Linked DNA regions of Homo sapiens: all the other regions are linked to region 1. The links are chromatin contacts, found by Hi-C or POLR2A ChIA-PET in ENCODE. All regions are on one chromosome and are shown on one strand. Each heading gives the region's core, a stretch centred on a gene start or an enhancer-like site at or near the end of the contact. The rest is flanking DNA. Distances are from core to core; before and after follow the strand shown. Region 1 has its middle 19 kb from the start of NEURL3. Region 2 has its middle 19 kb from the start of DUSP2. Region 3 holds the start of ANKRD39 (ankyrin repeat domain 39).

What was found. Hi-C counts contacts between places; a loop is a spot of excess contacts on that map. ChIA-PET counts read pairs that join two places held with the same protein, here RNA polymerase II (POLR2A). Pooled maps may share reads with other maps.
Region 2: a map with no recorded cell type shows a loop between it and region 1 (7-fold over the local background). The contact joins two enhancer-like sites. A Hi-C loop is called at or near these places in 12 of 37 single-sample maps with no recorded cell type and 8 of 50 pooled maps. POLR2A ChIA-PET finds 5 or more read pairs at or near these places in 2 of 52 experiments (Caco-2 and activated CD4-positive, alpha-beta T cell).
Region 3: a loop to region 1 is called in a pooled map, with 5 times the contacts of the local background. The contact joins the promoter of ANKRD39 here to the enhancer-like site in region 1. A Hi-C loop is called at or near these places in 7 of 50 pooled maps. POLR2A ChIA-PET finds 5 or more read pairs at or near these places in 2 of 52 experiments (Panc1 and activated T-cell).

The regions. Positions count from the first base shown.
Region 1 is chr2:96,484,009-96,488,740 of GRCh38, reverse strand. No RefSeq gene overlaps it. Among named protein-coding and RNA genes, the nearest start is that of NEURL3, 19 kb to the left of the region's middle. RefSeq lists enhancers at 2,292-2,941, 2,627-3,319. Within about 2 kb of position 2,565, at least 34 of the 41 ENCODE cell types and tissues checked have a DNase peak (open chromatin) inside an H3K27ac peak, as active enhancers do.
Region 2 is chr2:96,162,323-96,167,001 of GRCh38, reverse strand. No RefSeq gene overlaps it. Among named protein-coding and RNA genes, the nearest start is that of DUSP2, 19 kb to the right of the region's middle. RefSeq lists enhancers at 1,855-1,934, 2,195-2,244, 3,125-3,404. Within about 2 kb of position 3,106, at least 10 of the 41 ENCODE cell types and tissues checked have a DNase peak (open chromatin) inside an H3K27ac peak, as active enhancers do.
Region 3 is chr2:96,856,621-96,861,365 of GRCh38, reverse strand. It overlaps ANKRD39 (ankyrin repeat domain 39), which reads left to right and starts at 3,350. Exons shown (of 4, transcript NM_016466.6): 1 at 3,350-3,478. The coding sequence starts at 3,379. SEMA4C (semaphorin 4C) reads left to right here. Exons shown (of 15, transcript NM_017789.5): 15 at 1-1,648. The coding sequence ends at 740. RefSeq lists silencers at 2,820-3,489, 3,520-3,689.

The DNA of each region.
Region 1 (4,732 bases), core at 1,316-3,815:
AGGAGAGATTGATAAATTTGATTACGCAGGATTTTTTTAAAAGCTTATGTGTGACAAAAGATACCATGAATAAAACTAAGAAGCAAGATAATAGATGGGAAGTAGAGACTTTCAACACATATAACAGAATGGAATGATGTTGAAACTTACAAAACACTTACTCCTACAATCAATAAGAAAAGCACAGATAGCTCACAGTGAGTGTCCAAGATCACATACGGAGAAATCAATCCAATCACTTATGGGGTCAATAAACATGAGAATAAACTTTGCAAGAGCCTGGGAAGTGCAAATTAAGACAGCAGCAAGACACCAACAAAATAGAACTTGGTTGGATGGTGAAATGGTGAAAGGGTACAACATTTCAGTTAGAAAACTTTTACACTGCCGGGCAAGGTGGCACAGGCCTGTAATCCCAGCACTTTGGGAGGCTGAGACAGGAGGATCACTTAAGCCCAGGAGTTCAAGTCCAATCTGGGCAACATAGGGGGACCTTATCTCTACAAAAAAATTAAAAAATTGGCCAGGTGTGGTGGCCTGTGCCTGTGGTCCCAGCTACTTGGGAGGCTGAGGTGGGAGGATTGCCTGAGCCCAGGAGATTGAGGCTGCAGAGAGCTATGATCATGCCACTGCACTCCAGCCTGGATGGCAGAGTGAGACCCTGTTCAAAACAAAATCAAAAACAAACAAAAAAGAAATCAATTACACAAAAACATTGGAGGCATTATCTACTAAAATTTAAACTATTCATACACTATCGCCCACCAGTGTCTACTCCAGAAAGTCACTCACTGCTTGCAAGAATGACCTGGCAGCAATTCTCATGACAGGAAAGCACTTGGAAACAAACTTTATATATTTACCAATAGGAAAGTGGTTATATCAACCATGGTTTATCCATATTATAGAACATTGTGCTGTGGTTCCAAGGAATAAGTTTTTATTTTTTGATTTTTTTACTTTATTTTGTTTGGAACTAGGGTCTCACTCTGTCACCCAGACTGGAGTGCAGTGGCGTGATTATAGCTCACTACAGCCTCCGCCTCCTGGGCTCATGCAATCCTCCCACCTCAGCCTCCCAAGTAGCTGGGACAACAGGTGGGCACCACCACATCTGGCTAATTTTTTAAATTTTTTGTAGAGACAGGATCTTGCTGTGTTGCTCAGGCTGGTCCTGAACTCCTTGGGCTCAAGCAATCCTCCTACTTCAGCCTCCCAAAGGTTGGGATGACAGGTGTGAGCCACTGCATCCAGCCCAAGGAATACGTTTTCATTATGTTTCTGACATACAGGATGTAGCATACAGTAAATGTCATGAATATAAAAATGCATAAAATAATGTGTGTGTGTGTTGGTATATGAATGGCAAAGGGTCCAGGAGGGTAAGAGAAGTGACCCTGGGAAAGGACTGGGATGGGGATGTGATTGGGAGGACTTGAACATTTCACTGGCATGTGGGGACTTTTTTTTTTTTTTTTTTAACAATGAGAATGAGCTTACATATTGGTTAAAAAGCCAAAAACAGTTGCTTTGGGAAACAGTGGTGGCTCCTCAAAAACTTAAACACAGAAGGACTGTATGAGCCAGCGATTCCACTCCTACATATATACCCAAGGGAATTGGAAACACTTCCACACACAATTTGTACACAAATGTTGATGGAAGAATTATTCATAATGGCCCCAAGGTAGAAATGAATATTATTTGATCCTTAAAAAGGAATGAAATACTGATTCAGGCTACATCATGATGAGCCTTGAAAATGTTATGCTAAGAGAAGGAAACTAGTCACCAAAGGCCATATATGCACGATTCCATCCATATGAAATGTCTACAATAGGCAAATCCAGAAACAGAAAGTAGATTAGTGGGTTTCAGAGGCTGGGGAGAGGCAGAAATGAGGAGTGACAACTAAAGGGTACGGAGTTTCTTTTTAGGGTGAGGAAAATATCCTGAAATTAATTATGCTGATAGTTGCACAACTTTGTGAATAGAATACTAAAAACCATTGAACTGTGCATTTAAAAAAGACGAATATTATGATAATGTGAGTTACATCTCAATTAAAAAGTTATCCAAAACAAAACCTCTCCAAAATAGACAAAGAAGCGCTAGTGGGGAAAAAAGAGGAAGACGATATTAGCCCTGGCAGCAGGAACAGCTGAAGAGGAGATGCCTTTTGAGCTGGTCCTACAGGGAGAGTTTGGAAGGCAGAGGGGAATGGATGCCGGTCTTCCAGACAGCAGGCGCGGCACATGCAGAGATGGCAAAGGCAAGGTGTGCTGGGGGAGCTACGAGGAGGTGAGGAGGTCGGATTGGCCCAAGCAAAAGCGGGGGGGAGAGGCGAGAGGGAAGCGAGATGGGCCTGCCCTAGGAGCGCTCTACCGGCTGCGTGAGTGGCGGTGCCCGTGCCATCCCTGGGGCTGCAGGAGGTCTGATCTGCCAGGGCCTCGGCCAGCCAGCAACTCACAGTGCTTGTAAGGCAGGCTGGGAGAGAGGCAGGCTGCGGCTAAGTTTCGCTTTCCTAGAAGCCTGAGATCACAGGTTCCCTTGACGTGAGGTCACTGGAGTAAAACAATGGAGGAAGCGTGTAATGAATCATTATCACAGGGGCAGAATACACGCAGTAAAAAGAAAGTAGAACTGCAACCAGGGATCTTTAGCGTCCTGTAAGCGGAGGCCTGCCCGGGCTGGCTCCAGGGACCTGCTACGGGGCTTTCCTGCAGATATGGGAAAATTCCCTCGTCCAGACTTTCACATCAGGCTTTCTGTTAGATCAATTGGAGAGGGAAGGGGGAGACCGGGTCCACCATGTCACCTGCCCCTGGCGCCCATCGCACACAGGGCCCCAGCGTGCTGTCCTCATGAGGCCTCGCCAGCATTACTCCCTGATGGCACTCCTCTCGCAACCCCCACCCCCACCCCTGCACTGCACGCCCTGACCCCCCTGCTGATCAACTGTTGAAGAAATTCCACTTGGAAGAAGTCTACAGTGGGGACTGGGGGTCCCGCGTGTGGGGGATGACTCCTAAGCCTGGAGGCAGAGGGAAGAGAACCGCGCACGGTCCCTTCCTCCACAGACCTGCACAGCAGATTAGCCTCTGCTGCCAGCTGCCCTGCTCCCCAGTCCCTTCCTTTGAAGGAATGGGTGGTAGGATCTCCACAGGAATCTAGAGGTGGTGCCTCTGTGGTTTTCTGGCGCAGCCAGCTTGTTTCTCTCAGATCTGTGTGAAGTGCGAGGGGCACAGCAGGGGGTGACATTCTCATTTTATAGCCAGGAAACTGAGGCGCAGAGGCTTTGTGTGACTTGCCTGCAGCCACACAGCAGCCCATGGTATGGTTGGGACCAGATCTGGAATCGCTGAATCCCAGCCAAGACTCCCTTCTGCCTCAAGCTGAGCCATTTATGGCTTGACATGGAGGCGGATCACCTGAACAGTCCCCATTCCCCACAAAGTTCTCAACAAAAAAAGGGCCAACTTGGACACAGTGATTGAGATGGAGACTGACCACGAGAGGAGGGCACTTCCTAATCCCCGTTTCTGGCCCTAAACATCTTCCTGGCTTTCTGTTCAGGACCCCTCCTGACTCCCTCAAATGCTCTTGGATTCCGCTGACTTAAAGGATCAAATACATTTTGGCTCCTTGCCTGTCTCCCCCCAGGAGTATGTGCAGTCCTGGGGCTGACAGGGACTTGGAAGGAGAAGCCCAAGTGTCTTATTCCTTTTTTTGTTTGTTTGTTTGTTTTTTACTGTTAGAACACCACAGACTGGGCAATTTATAAAGAAAAGGGTTTATTTGGTTCATAGCTCTGGGAAGTCCAAGGGCATGGCTCTGGCATCTAGCGAGGGCCTTCATATTGAGTTATCCCAAGGTGGAAGGTGGAGGGTAGGAGGGAAGATGGGGACTGAACTTCACCCTTTTATCAGGAACCCATTCCCTCAGTGACTAGCTCACTCCTGCAATAACAATATTGTTTCACTCATGAGGGCAGAGGCTTCATGGCCTAATCACCCATCTCTTAAGGTCTTCACAATGGTAATTAAATTTCAACATGAGTTTTGGAGGGGACATTCAACCACAGCACCAAGTATTATATTGGAGGGAATAGACTGCCTGTCCTTTCCCTAAATTGAGACTAAGAGGATATGACCATTGGCTAAAATGGGGGGAGGCAGGCCCTTGGGTTACCCTAAGGTAGAACCCTTTTAAAATATTTGTGAGGAGAGAGGGTCCCATACCTGTGTAGCAAATGTGTGTTCTCCCAGTCACAAGGAGATGTCAGGAAGTGTGTGTCCTCTTGGGGGATAGACTGGGGGCTGGCCTCTGAGAGGCCCAAGGCTGGCTTTTTCACCCCCAGTGAATGTATGAGGCCCAGAAATTCGATGCTGTCAGCACGCAGTGGGAGCAGCTGTCACCCCTACTCCTTGGGGTAAAGCCGAGAGAAGTGTGAAACAGCCCACATGCCCATGGCAGCTGTAGAAAGGCCCTGCTCAGACTCCTGCTGTGAGGAGCACAGTTGACAGACCCAGCCTGTCGTGAGCTTCCCTCCGCCTCATCCTTCCTGACGCCATGCTTCTCCAATCTTTGATGTGGGAGCACCAGATAGAAGTACAGGGAGGCGGTATCTGGGCATCCCCTTTCCTGGGGGATGTGGGATGCCTGTAATGGTGACATTGTTTAGAGGACTCCTTATCAGCCTGGCCCAACAATTCCCAGAATGGCCCTGCAG
Region 2 (4,679 bases), core at 1,857-4,356, 320 kb after region 1:
AAGGTTTTAATTTTGACAAAGTTCAGCTTATCAATTGTTTATATTTTGTGTGTGTGATTTTTTTTCTTCTTTTTTTTTTTTTGAGATGGAGTCTCGCTCTGTTGCCAGGCTGGAGTGCAGTAGTGCAATCTCAGCTCACTGCAACCTCCACCTCCTGGGTTCAAATGATTCTCGTGCCTCAGCTTCCTGAGTAGCTGGGATTACAGGCACATGCCACTACACCCAGCTAATTTTTATATTTTTAGTAGAGACAGGGTTTCACCATGTTGGCCAGGATGGTCTCGATCTCCTGACTTCATGATCTGCCCACCTCGGCCTCCCAAAGTGCTGGGATTACAGGTGTAAGCCACCGTACCCTGCCTGTGCTTTTTTGTGTTCTAAGAAAACTTTGTCCAGTTCAAGATATAAATATTTTCTCCTATGTTTTTCTTCTATACATTGCATAATTTTAGATTTTACATTTAGGTCTTTGATCTGTTCCAGTTAGTTAATTTTTATATGTGGTGTGAGTTAAGGGTCTTAGATGACATTTAGTATGTCTCCAACATTATTTCTTATTTCGTACGAGGCAGAATGGGAGTCTCACTCCCCTATTATTTTCTCCCTCGCCTTATTCCATATACATTATAGGAAATGTGTTTTTGTTTTTTTGTTTTTTAAGAGGAAAGAGACAGAAAGATTTGCTAATATGGGGGTAGCCAGTATACTCCGTTTTTACTCAATAGTGTCATGTTGCTTTCCCTACATTATTTTTTTTTTATTTTTTATTTTTTAGATAGAGTCTTGTTCCATCACCCAGGCTGGAGTTCAGTGGCACAATCTCGTCTCACTGCAACCTCCACCTCCCAGGCTCAAACAATTCTCCTGCCTCAGCCTCCTAAATAATGGGATTAAAGGCATGTGCCACCACTCTCAGCTAATTTTTGTATTCTTAGTAGAGACAGGGTTTCACCATGTTGGCCAGGCTAGTCTCAAACTCCTGGCCTCAAGTGATCCACCTGCCTTGGCCTCCCAAAGTGCTAGGAATACAGGAGTGAGCCACCATGCCTGGTCAATATTATCTGCCTTTTATTTTTTATTTTTATTTAGTTTTTCCAATCTGGATGGTATAAAAGGGATATCTCAGTTATAATTTTGATTTCTCTAGTTACTATGGAGTTAAATATTTCTTGTCATACTTGTTAACCATTGGGATTTCCCTTGCATGAATTGCCTATTATAACTATAATCCTTTTTTATTTTTTTTTCTTAGAGACTGAATCTCACTCTGTCACCCAGGCTGGAGTGCAGTGGCCCCATCTTGGCTCACTGCAACCTCTGCCTTCCGGGTTCAAGCAGTTCTCCTGACTCAGCCTCCCGAGTAGCTGGGAGGGACTACAGGCACCTGCCACCATGCCTGGTTAATTTTTTATTTTTATTTTTTGTATTTTTGGTAGAGACGGGGTTTCACCATGTTGGCCAGGCTGGTCTCGAACTCCTGACCTCAGGTGTTCTACCCACCCTGGCCTCCCAAAGTGCTGGGATTACAAGCATAAGCCACTACGTCCGGTCGACTATATCCATTTTTATGTTGATATTTTTCCTGTAGTTCCCCTGGTTTTCTTCTTGATTTGTAAAAATTCCTTGTATATGCCAAAATATAATTTCATAATAGTTTATTTTATTTATGAAATTATAAATAGGGTCCATGGGAGTGGAGTGAACAGCGTACATGTCACTAACTGTCTGAAGGTTGAGGAGAAACTCAGGACCTAGGTGGTGGTGGGGTGGCCACCACCATTTAATAGACTGGAAAATAGGATGGAAGTTGGGGGTGTGGTGGAACAGGGCCACAGGGAGTGGGTTTTCACCAGTCGAAAAGTGGGCAGAGCCCTTCGGATGCGGCCGACTGGCTGTCATGCAGCTGCGGTGCCTGGAGAACTCAAGATCTCCTCCATCGACATGGCAGAGGATGAGCAAGTGGGAAAATCGCACAGGGCTTTTTATTGCCTGAGTCTGGAGGTGGTGTTTCATTGGCTGGAGTAAGTCACATGGCTCTGCCAAGTGTGAGAGGTCTGTGTAGGGTAAGCCTCTGCGTCTGGTAGGGAGGAGGTTGGGACCAGCGACTACCAGTCATATTCACTGCAGGATGTGTGCTGCGGTCTCCGGTCTCCTGGGGGCAGGCCCGGCCTTACAGCCCATCCCTGGACCCACCTCGGGAGGGGAAAAACTGCAGGGCTCTGGGAGCGCCGCCACCAGGGAAGGGCTGCTGGGATCAGCCGGGAAGGAGGAAGGGAAGGGGGAGAGGGGCTTGGGTCCCTTGATGCTGCCTGAGGAGGGCTGGTGGACACTGCCTGGGGCTCCCTGCCAGGCCCTATTGGGCTAACAGTAGGCTTTTGTTTTCAGTAAGGGACCTCCCCTCCTGCCTTTCGTTCTGAGGGCATTGCAAAGGGCTCAGAGAGGGGCAGCTCCACATAGGAACTGTGATGGGTTATGAGCAACGCATTTCTGTCTTCTGCCATCTTTTCTGTGTGTTCCAAATTTCCTAGTGTTGGGGGATTTCTGGGATAATTAGGGAAAATAACAAATGTGTGATAGACTTGTGCAGGGTGGTGTGGTAGGTGAGGCTCCGGCCCAGAGTGAGGGCTCCTTCCCCTGACATGGGCATCTCCAGGGCCTCCCTGCCCATCCCATGGGCATCCTTATTCCTGGCTCACAGCAGTGGGGTCACCTCCCCAGGGTTCCCACTTAGTAGCTGAGGAAAGTGGGGCTCAGCTGGCTTGCGGGCCCTGCCTGAGGCCACATGGTGTGCCTCCGGATGCTGGGCTGGCCGTCTCACTCCTTCCCCTCTGCCTTAGTGCTGGCCTAGGCTGAGGCTGCCCGGGAGACCACATTAGACACATTTGAAACCGTCTGTCTCTTCAGGAGAGCAGACTCAGATGTAAATTCCTTCAGCCCCCAAGGAGCTAAAAATAAGAGGCCTGTGCCCCTACAGCAACCCAGGAAAGGCCACGTGAAAACCCAGCAGCTGGGGGCGGAGGCTGGGGGCGCGGGGCCCAGCAGTGTTGGAGGGGTGGAAACAGGATGTGAGCAGAGAGGGGGCTGTGAGAAGCAAGGTGACACCCAGCAGAGGCGGCCACCTGGTACAGCATGTTCTGAGCCACGGAAAAAGACCCTGGGCTGCGTGGGAGCCCTTACATCCTGCTTGGAGACAGGCCTCCCCCATTTGGCCTGGCTGTTGGCCAGGGCAGAATCTGACCCCTGCACTGGGATGGTGGGCAAGAGAAGGACAGGATGTTGCCTTTCAGAGAGATGGGGATCAAACCTTAATAAGGGCTCCCGGCTCCCCCAGGGAGGCCTGGTACCTACCCAAGGCCACCAATGGAGAAACAGGGTAAATAGCTCACCAGCTGTCCATCAGCCAACACTGCAGGCCAGGCCTGAGCCAGGTGTGGGGAAAGCGAACCCGCCAAGGCCCACTCGCTGGCTTCAGGGAGGCACCAGTATTGGGTGGGTGCCTTGATGAGGCCTGTGAAGGCCAGAGGCGAGCCCAAGCTCTGGGAGGCTCTGGGAGAAGCCCTTGATTCAGCCTGGGGATCTGGGAAGCCTTCCTGGAGGAAGCGAAACCTGAGGGGTCTCAAGGATGGGCAGGGGAGGGGTGGGTGAAGCCATTCCGGGCAGGTCGGCCAGCACAGGGCGCAGAGGAAACCCCCGGCCTGAGTGGTGTGGTCAATGTCACCGGGGCCTTTGTGCCCACCTAGCCTGAGCCTGCCCCCCTTGGCCTGCTCAGGGCTTTTCCTGAGATCCCTCCTCTCTGAGGTCTGCAGCCTCCCCTCTGGCCCATCATTCTCTTTCCTTGTCAGGTCCATGGCTCCCCCACACCTTCAGCCAGCCTCGGGGTCCTCCTTCACAGTCCAGACCACAGTCAAGTCTCACTTAGTGGAAGGCTTGTCCCCCCACTTCCCCAGCAGCCCCAACTGAGGGGTGCCACGAGGCTCACTGAGTCACCATCCCCTTCTGGTGGTTCAACGCTTTTTCCTTGATTTGTAACCAGACTTTTTGTCCTAGAGCTTTTCATACACATTTATGTTCATGTAGAATGTAGGCCGGGTGCGGTGGCTCACGCCTGTAATCCCAGCACTTTGGGAGGTCGAGACAGATTGCTTGAGCCCACGAGACCAGCCTGGGCAACACGGTGAAACTCCATCTCTACCAAAAATACAAAAAATTAGCCGGGTGTGGTGATGTGCGCCTGTGGTCCCAGTTACCCAGGAGGTTGAGGTGGGAGGATGGCTTGTGTCCGGGAGGTTGAGGCTGCAGTGAGCTGTGATCGCACCACTGCCCTCTAGCCTGGGTGACAGAGCTGTCTAAAAAAGAAAAAAAAAAAAAAACTGAAACAAAACAAACCAAAAAACAAACAAGAATGTACAGCTTTCTCTTTTTTGTTTTTATTGAAATGGGATCATACTATACGAACTTATTTTGCAACTCACTTGTCTTCACTGTATCTTGAAGCTTGTTCTAGATCAGTGTGTGTAGATTTACCTCATTATTTGTTTTTACAGATACTTGATAGAAGTGTAAAAACTTTGTATTCCATTTTTCCTCCCAATACAGACAATGCTGCCTTGGAAATCTTTGGACAAGTTTCTTCACCCAGAAGAGAGGTTGCAGGGTTGAAGAGCATGTGCTTTAAACAT
Region 3 (4,745 bases), core at 2,101-4,600, 370 kb before region 1:
GGACCTTTGGGGGCCGGGACCTGCCTGCGGAACAGCCCGGGTCCTTCCTCTACGATGCCCGGCTCCAGGCCCTGGTTGTGATGGCTGCCCAGCCCCGCCATGCCGGGGCCTACCACTGCTTTTCAGAGGAGCAGGGGGCGCGGCTGGCTGCTGAAGGCTACCTTGTGGCTGTCGTGGCAGGCCCGTCGGTGACCTTGGAGGCCCGGGCCCCCCTGGAAAACCTGGGGCTGGTGTGGCTGGCGGTGGTGGCCCTGGGGGCTGTGTGCCTGGTGCTGCTGCTGCTGGTGCTGTCATTGCGCCGGCGGCTGCGGGAAGAGCTGGAGAAAGGGGCCAAGGCTACTGAGAGGACCTTGGTGTACCCCCTGGAGCTGCCCAAGGAGCCCACCAGTCCCCCCTTCCGGCCCTGTCCTGAACCAGATGAGAAACTTTGGGATCCTGTCGGTTACTACTATTCAGATGGCTCCCTTAAGATAGTACCTGGGCATGCCCGGTGCCAGCCCGGTGGGGGGCCCCCTTCGCCACCTCCAGGCATCCCAGGCCAGCCTCTGCCTTCTCCAACTCGGCTTCACCTGGGGGGTGGGCGGAACTCAAATGCCAATGGTTACGTGCGCTTACAACTAGGAGGGGAGGACCGGGGAGGGCTCGGGCACCCCCTGCCTGAGCTCGCGGATGAACTGAGACGCAAACTGCAGCAACGCCAGCCACTGCCCGACTCCAACCCCGAGGAGTCATCAGTATGAGGGGAACCCCCACCGCGTCGGCGGGAAGCGTGGGAGGTGTAGCTCCTACTTTTGCACAGGCACCAGCTACCTCAGGGACATGGCACGGGCACCTGCTCTGTCTGGGACAGATACTGCCCAGCACCCACCCGGCCATGAGGACCTGCTCTGCTCAGCACGGGCACTGCCACTTGGTGTGGCTCACCAGGGCACCAGCCTCGCAGAAGGCATCTTCCTCCTCTCTGTGAATCACAGACACGCGGGACCCCAGCCGCCAAAACTTTTCAAGGCAGAAGTTTCAAGATGTGTGTTTGTCTGTATTTGCACATGTGTTTGTGTGTGTGTGTATGTGTGTGTGCACGCGCGTGCGCGCTTGTGGCATAGCCTTCCTGTTTCTGTCAAGTCTTCCCTTGGCCTGGGTCCTCCTGGTGAGTCATTGGAGCTATGAAGGGGAAGGGGTCGTATCACTTTGTCTCTCCTACCCCCACTGCCCCGAGTGTCGGGCAGCGATGTACATATGGAGGTGGGGTGGACAGGGTGCTGTGCCCCTTCAGAGGGAGTGCAGGGCTTGGGGTGGGCCTAGTCCTGCTCCTAGGGCTGTGAATGTTTTCAGGGTGGGGGGAGGGAGATGGAGCCTCCTGTGTGTTTGGGGGGAAGGGTGGGTGGGGCCTCCCACTTGGCCCCGGGGTTCAGTGGTATTTTATACTTGCCTTCTTCCTGTACAGGGCTGGGAAAGGCTGTGTGAGGGGAGAGAAGGGAGAGGGTGGGCCTGCTGTGGACAATGGCATACTCTCTTCCAGCCCTAGGAGGAGGGCTCCTAACAGTGTAACTTATTGTGTCCCCGCGTATTTATTTGTTGTAAATATTTGAGTATTTTTATATTGACAAATAAAATGGAGAAAATGAAACGATTGCTCTGATGGGGCTAAGATGTTTGGGCTAAAGCCTTTCTGGGTACCAAGAGGGAAGGCTCTCTGGGTGGAGGGAGGCTGGACTGGGCCTCCCCCACAATCCCAGGGCAGCCACCACTTTTGTGGTCCCTGCCTGCCTGTGGGAGGGGACAGCCCAGCTCTAGTGTTTTCCCACAGTGGTGGCTGCGGGGCTGGGAACGAGACCATGGCCATAGCCCCTTGGGAGCCAGCCTTGGCTTCTGGCCAGAAGGAGAAGTCAGGGCACTGGGAGTCCAGGGGAGAAGCGGAGTGGTGGGGGGGGTGCCTTCCCAGAACTCAAGACGGGTAGTGGGAATGAGGGGCCAAAGGAGTGGAAGGTTGTGGAGATGAGATCATTGCTTGTGTGAGGATGGGGTTCTCAACCTGCTTAGGGGAGGAGAAACGACTTCCAGCCTTCTACCCACCAGGAATGCTAGGGTCTTCCGTGCCCCAACTAGCGGGGGAAGGAACTTACATCCAGTGTGCACCAGACCACTGTCCTGGAGAGGGACTGGCACAGAACCCAACCTGCATTCTGTCGTTCATGCACTCTTTCTAAGCCGATCAGGCGGTCTCCCCTGTACACTTGATCGTGGCTTGAGCAGGCAGCTGCCTGGGTTTTAACTGGGAATTGAGAAGGCTGGGGTCCGCTGAGGAGCACGCTGCGAAGGTGCGCGGTCCGCAGACGGCCTCCCGGTGGGTTTTGATCATGAAGACCGATTCCGTAAACTCAGCGCCCACTGTGGGGCCAGGGGGTTCTGCACAAACCAAGGCCCTGCCCCTGCCCTGAGGTGGAGCTACAGGCAGGACAAGTTGTGGCCACCTGCCCCTTGCTGGACTTGTAAGGAAGAGCAGGGTACGGGGAGGGGCGTCTCGAGGCCTTTCCAGCCGTCACTTTGCCGCTGCCCCGGGGGCGGTCGGCCTTGGTCCGGGGTGGTGCCAGGAAGAGGGGCTAAAAACCGTGGAGCGCGCCCCGGCCCGATGGCTCACGCCTGTAATCCCAGCACTTTGGGAGGCCAAGGTGAGCGGATCACGAGGTCAAGAGATCGAGACCATCCTGGCGAAACCCCGTCTCTACTAAAAAATACAAAAAATTAGCCGGGCGTGGTGGCGGGCGCCTGTAGTCCCAGCTACTCAGGAGTCTGACGCAGGAGAATCGCTTGAACCCGGGAGGCGGAGGTTGCAGTGAGCCGAGATCGCGCCACTGCACACAAGTCTGGGTGACAGCGAGACTCCGTCTCAAAAAAAAAAAAAAAAAAAAAAAAGACCGCGGAGCGCGTGGCGCCTCCCTGCCCTAGGGACTAGGGGCGGTAAAGAGAGGAGGCTGCGAGGTCGCTGGACGGCTGGGTCATGGCGAAGGTAACGGGAAAGCTCCCGACCGGACCCAGCTGCCTCATCCCCACACCCTGCAAGGCCAGGCGGCCCGGCGGCCCTCCAGCGGCGCGCGGCTCCCGGAACCCAGCGCCTCAGTCCTCGCTTGGCCTTGGACGCCCTCGCGCGGAGGCCTCGGGGCACGGCCGGGCGCAACAAGCCCCGCCCTACCGTTGCAATTGGTTCTCGAGCTAAGGCCTAGGCGTTTGATTGGTCAGCTTTGGCGAGAAGGCGGGACTAGGGCGACAGCCGCGGACGCCGAGCGGCCAGATCAGGGACGCGGGGCGGGCCCTGCGTCCGCCCCTCCCGCCGAGGCTGAGCCTGAGACCCGGGGCGGATCGACTGACGCCGGGGCCGGGATGGCGACGCCTCGGCCCTGCGCGGACGGGCCCTGCTGCTCGCATCCCAGCGCGGTGCTCGGCGTACAGCAGACGCTGGAGGAGATGGACTTCGAGAGGGGTGAGGCTGCCGCGCGGCCCTCGTGGTTCTCACCAGGCCCCGGCCCAAGGAGGAGGCGTGGGGCCAAGGAGAGGCGGATGAACGGGGCCCCGAGAGCTTGGGGCTTGGGGCTTGGGGCCTGGTGCGGGAAGGCGGGCGGGACCCACGGTTCCCGTGTACTGAGAGCCTCCCAGGGCCCCGCACGAGCTCGGCCAGGAGACACCTGTCCCGCGGGCGGCGGGGAAGCGGAAGCACTGGTTTCCGTAACCCTCCCGAGTAGCGGGGGACGACCTCCCCTGGGAGACACAAGCCTGCTCAGGTGTTTGAGAGAGGGCCCGGGGAGCAGAATCTGCACCAGGGGCATTGCACCCAACCTGAGGGGCATGGAGCTGCAGGCCTGGGGGCTGCGCGGTGAAGGAGAGCAGTGGCCTTTGTTTAGCCCCGGGTGCCAGGCAGCCTGCATGCTTTAAAGATGGCAAGAGCTTCGCACGGGCAGCCTTCGAGGCAGGGCACAGTATCTCATCTGTGGGACCCAGAGAGGTAACACGTTTGGCCCAGATTATACAGAGATTATGGTGCCAATAGGAACAGAGGAAGGCGGGAAACCAGGGTGCTTCTTGTGAGCGTTGGGAACCACTGTGCTGTGTCATCTGCCCTTGCGGATGCAGCCCTCGATTGCCACTGCTGTGTAAGCATTCTCATGGAACTCTTCCTTTACCGTGGTTCTGGCACCTGCCTACTTCCCTCCGCCCCTCCTACCGCTGTCCTCTGCACTGCTGAAGTGGTTGCCTCAGAGGGTCTTTCTGCTTCCACGCTTGCCTTCCTACAGGGTTTTCTACTCTCACATAGCAGCCAGAGCGGCTTTTTGAAAATTAGAAATCACATCATTCCCTGTTATGGCCTACAAAGCTCTGTAGACCCACCCCTGCCGGTTCTACTTCTCCTCCTCATTTTATTTCTCATGCTTTTCTTCCCCCAATCACTACGCCGCAGCCACACTGGTCTTGTTTTGGTGTCTCAAATATGCAAGACCTTTTCCTGAGTTAAGGCCGTTGGACTTGCTGTCCCATCTCCTTAGAATGAACTTCCTACAACCGTTAAGCTAGCTGATGCTTTTCTTCAGATCCCAGCTCCAATGTCATCTCCTCAGAGACCCTCCCTAAACACCCCAGTTCTCAACTGGGGGCAGTTCTGCCCTTTAAGGGACTTTGAATATCTGGAGACATTTTGGGTTGTCACAATCAGGAGGGTGCTACAGGCGTGTAGTAGGTAGAGATGAGAGATGCTG